Regions from separate parts of the Homo sapiens genome. Here region 1 is linked to region 2. Evidence: read pairs that join two places in POLR2A ChIA-PET (ENCODE). Cell type or tissue: A673. All regions are shown on one strand.

Evidence for each region. Peaks named below come from ENCODE experiments on the same cell type or tissue, not always from the same donor. Only the 100,000 strongest peaks of a DNase experiment are listed, where the experiment ranks them.
Region 1: POLR2A ChIA-PET joins it to region 2 with 10 read pairs; 3 of 35 experiments call an interaction of 5 or more read pairs at or near these places.

Annotation. Positions count from the first base shown.
Region 1 is chr3:36,835,943-36,838,442 of GRCh38, forward strand. It overlaps TRANK1 (tetratricopeptide repeat and ankyrin repeat containing 1), which reads right to left. Exons shown (of 24, transcript NM_001329998.2): 20 at 2,430-2,500. Among named protein-coding and RNA genes, the nearest start is that of LINC02033, 15 kb to the left of the region's middle. In A673, a CTCF peak has its summit at 1,318 (motif pointing right); no DNase peak of the experiment used is centred here.
Region 2 is chr3:36,987,150-36,989,649 of GRCh38, forward strand. It overlaps EPM2AIP1 (EPM2A interacting protein 1), which reads right to left. Exons shown (of 1, transcript NM_014805.4): 1 at 1-2,500. Among named protein-coding and RNA genes, the nearest start is that of EPM2AIP1, 4.7 kb to the right of the region's middle. In A673, no CTCF peak of the experiment used is centred here; a DNase peak (open chromatin) is centred at 1,322; H3K4me3 peaks cover 1,461 bases; H3K27ac peaks cover 1,187 bases.

The DNA of each region.
Region 1 (2,500 bases), 150 kb before region 2:
AGAAAGCTAGGCAAAGGATATAAGCTGGCAGTTTACAGTGGGGTAAACTTGAATGACTAACAAATAAATAAAAATGCTCAACTTTACTGACAATCAGAAGAATACAAATTAAAGCCACAGTGAAATACATCCACCAGGTTTGAAAAATTAGAAAATCACAATCTGCTGACTGTGGTCAAGAATGTGGGGAATGCAGAACCCTCATGCACAAAGTGGAATGGCTATCCCAGAAAGCGAAGGGACTGTACTTAGTGAAGTGAAGCATGTGCATACCCTAGGCCAGCAAGCCTGCTCCTGGCAATACATCTTGAAGAAGTATCTCACAGAACCCTAAAAAGACATACTGTGCCAAGGTGCTATGTGTGGGAGCCAGGAGCCAGTGGCAACCTGGAAGTGCCTCACAGGGAAATGAATTCATCAATGCAGTCAATGCCCACTCAGGAATACATGGCTGTCAGAAGCATGGCCAGACCTAACACTATATAGCAAGGGACGGAAAAGGTAAAACACAGAGAAAGATGTCTTCTAGATAAGCCTAAAGTATATATATATGTATAGAAGACACCACTATTCATTTTTCAATAATGCATGCATTTGAGCACATATAAAAATGTATTAGAATGACTACCAATGAGAAAAGAATGAGAATGGAAACTGGTTGTGAAGAAGAGGATAAACAAAATAACATGCAATGATTGGGCCCCATACCCACCAATGGTGGGCTTGCCATGAACAGAAGAGTCTACGAGACTCTTCTTCCTATCACAGCTCCCATCCAGTTCACCAGCTAATCCTGTCTGCTCGGTTTCCCTAACATTTCCCAGATATGCCACCATCCCACCACTTCCACCACCACCATGGTAGTCCAGGCCCTATCATTTCAGCCTAAGCTGATGCTAGACTCTAACTGGCCTTTCTGCTTCAGCTCTTGCTGCCCTATAGACCTCTTCACAGAGCATCCAGATAATTAGCTTCATGTCAGTCTTCCCATCAAAGTCTTCCACTGGCTTCCCATCATGCTTGAACAAAGCCCAGTCCTTGCCACAGTCACCAAGGCCCTACTGATCTGGCCCTGCCACTTTCTCTTACTCATTTACCATTTCTTGTGGTCATCTCACCCAAACTGACTAGCAAGGTTCAAATCAACCAACTTGGCAGCAGCCTTCTTCTGGATCCTCAGGATCCATCACCTGCCTTTTCCCAGTTCCCAAATGCATTCTATCCACGGAAAGAAATGTTTATGCAGGTGCCACAAGAGTGAAAGCTTTCCTTTCAGGGATTCCTGTGCCTTGCCTGCTTCTTGCCTCTAGAGAGCAGCGTTGTATCCCTGTTCCATTCCCTTCTCCCACATCTTAAGAAGTCACATCCCATAATAAACATGGAACAGGGTAGGCAGCATCTGGAGGGCCTTATCCTCTTCTTCGCATTGACTTGGGGCCACACTTCAAACTTCCCAGTAGGTCCCACTCCTACCCCTCTCAATGCCCAGGGTGCTCTGAGGATCCCATGAGTCACCATATTTCACATACAGACAAGAAAACCCCCTTTCCTACTGAAGGATATTGACACCTGATAGGGGAAAATGCAATGGCCCACAGCTCCTTAAGCACAGTTTCTCCAACTACCTGTGGTAAGGGACCAAATCATTTTAAATTTCCGATCCATCACAGTTGATATGTTAAAAAATGAATTGATGGGAAGATTATCACCACTTGGATGTCAAAGCAATGCCAAATGGCAATAAAAAAATTCTGCTTACTTTTATCTTCTGTGTTAATCTTGCTGCAGACAAATAATAGTTTGTAGCCTGCTGACCACTCTGTGAGTAGCTGTGTTCCAGACTAGCAGCTCTGTCCAACAGAGCTTTCTGCAATGATGGAAATGTTCTGTTAACAATGAGCACTTGCCATTGTGGCTAGTAAGACTGAGGATGTGAATTTTTAATATTATTATATTTTAATTAATTTAAATTGTAAATTAAATAGCTACATGTGACTGCTGAATTGGATAGTGCAGATCTAGAGTGATTACTAGGAACACAGCCGAGGAACCTCCATCTAAATGCCAGGCCACTCAGCCAAGGTGACTGAAGACTAGGAACACAGAGAAAGAAAAGGGGTATTCTAAAACCCTTCTGCCCTTTGGCTTGAGCATTTGGCTTCCCTGTGGTTAATATTAGGCCCTGAATATTAACACAGACATTAACACACAAACACACACACACACACGCACATGCATACTGTCTTCAGAGCCTCCTCAAAGTTTGCCCAAGTAGTGAAAGTAGGCTTCCCTTAGAGTCGCAGGGCCAGTGTCTCCCTCCTTGGAAGACTGCAGCCTCTTCCTGCTATGAGTAGAGGTCGAGCCTACCCCTCAATCTGCTCAAGTGAAGCCCAGTTTTCCCTGGAGCAGCAGCGGACTAGGAGCCATACCTTTCCCAGCCTCTCGCACAGCTGGGCAGAGAGCTGGAACTCCTTGGCATAGCTCAGACACTTAAGGGACA
Region 2 (2,500 bases):
ATAGTGACCAGAAGGGCTGAGTCAGTCTTCTACTTTGTTAAATTTACTTACTTTTAAATCCCAGAAGAGCCAAAAATCATCTGTAAAGGAAAGTAGCAAGTAAATAGCATGCCATTTTCTCCTAGTGTTGATGCCTACAAAAGGAAAAATGATTATTAACTCTTAGGCGGCATTATCTTTTTCCAATACTAAATGTAACATTTAGTAAAAACATATTGTTTTAGTTCACTAAGTAGTTGTCTAATCTTTTCCCTCTATATGTAGGTTCCTTTGGAAATTTAAAAAAAAAAAAAAAATATATATATATATATGACACTGTTTACAAAGGGTAAAAAAAAATAAGATTCTATACATGGATATGCAAACTTAATATTACATAGTGGATTTGGTGTGTATATTTGGTTTTGAATCCTGAGTTTACTACTTACTGTGTTTACCAGGGAAAACCGCAATTTGTTATCCTTCTCTCCTTTCATACAACAGAGAAAACCACAATTTGTTTAACAGTCACATAATACATATTTAAGTCACATGCTAAGCACTACACTAAATTCTGAGAATACAACGAGGTCCCTAGTTACAAAGAACTTGTCTTCATTTTTCAATTAGTAATATGTGGATAAAAGTTACCCAATGGACAGTCTAAGGCAGAATGACTGTGAAGGTCAAATAAGACTGTGAAAGAGCTTCAAAAATTGTAAAACACTACACAAATATTCGTTTGTCCAAACATTTATTGAAATGCCAGGCATTGTGCTAAGCACTAGAGATATAACAGTGAACAAGGCTTATATGGTCCCTGCCCTTACAAAGCTTACAGTCTAGCAGTGATCAATAAGCAGTAACAATAAAGTGTGCCAAGTGTATGTCTGGGAAAGAACAGGGTGTATAGGGAATGGATAGTAAGGGCACCTAATCTAGAGGGCATCAATGAAGGTTTCCTAGATGAAGTGGCATACTGAGACCTTAAAGATGAAGATAAATTTGTATTGTACCCTAAGAGCAATGGTGAAAGCAATGCAGTGACATGATCAGTAAGTCTTTTGGAGCAATTTGGTTGTAGTGTAGAAAGGAATAAAAATAAAAAACAGGGAGACTAATAAGGAGGCTGTTGCTATAATTTAGGTAGGTTGATGGCCTGAATTAAAATGGCAGCATTGGAGAATTGGTAAAAAGGACAAATGAATGGTTGGTAGTGGTAATGCCATTTAGTCAAAGAGGAAACATGAGAGGAGGAGCAGGATTGGGGGCAAGATCAATGACATGTAGTGCCTGAGACAGCAAAGAGCATTTGTTAGCAATTAGATACATCAATTAGGGAAGATCTAGAAAGGAGATATGAATCTGACAGTCATTTGCATATAAATGGTAAGGAAACCATGGAAGGAAATGAGATCAGCTAGCGAGCTGACACAGAACAAGGCAGTCTAAAACAAATTTTTTTAAAAATACGAAGAACAGATATTGAAGGGAAGAGGTGCCTGCAAAGACTAAGAAAGCACACCTGGAGATGGTATCTCCTCAAAGCTAAAGTCATCAAGTGTTCAAGTGTTTCAAGGAGGGTAAGACTATTAACAAGGACTTAGCATAGTAGAGCAATTTGAGTGGCAATACGGGACACTGGGAATACAAATCTGTCAAGAAAACTAGTAGGAATGAGCTATAGGACAGTAACTGGTAAGGACCTAATAATTTTTTTTTTAATGTACGTATTTTAACTATATTCACTGCTACAACAGGACCAGTAACAACTATATTTATTTAAAAAAAAAAAGACTGCCATGCAGTTACAGAATTACTTAATACAGAAAACAGTAAAATACACTTTTTTCTTTTTCTTTTTTTTTTTTTTTTTTTACAAACAAGACTAGCTTATAGCAAATTCTCTATAGCTAAGGGTCAATTTAAAATCCTTGGCTTATATCTCCCCCTCACTCAATGACTACATGATGCAAACTAATTTTATTAACACCTTAAGCAAAACATACTGGAATTTCACAAAATGTACAAGATTTCAATATTTAAGGAACTGGGGTTAGAAAGCAGAAGTGGCTTTCAGGTCTTCCAGTCTTTCTCTCAAGTAATAAAGCTCTGCTGTGAATATTCAAAGCTATTGGGAAATTACCGGTAGATTTTTCTGTTTTTTTTTTTCGGTTTTCCACTATGTTGTTTCTCTAGATATGTAAGCTTACTCTATTAACCAAAATCTCAGCTTGACCATTCTTGATAAGTACCTAATCGACATGTAACTTTTTTTCTGCCTTAAATATGTATAACAGGACAGAGCCCTTAAATCTGATTCAATTATTAATTCCTGATTTACAAGTGCTATGGTGAGCTAACAGAACTTATCAATGCCTTTATTGCACTTTACTAGCCAAATTTAGAAGGTTGGAATTAGTCTCTCCTATCTAGTATTCTGTCAGTTTGCCCAGCTTGTACTTTTAATTTTGCTTCTAATGGTAATCTGCCCTATCCCTTGAAATAAAATAATCTACAT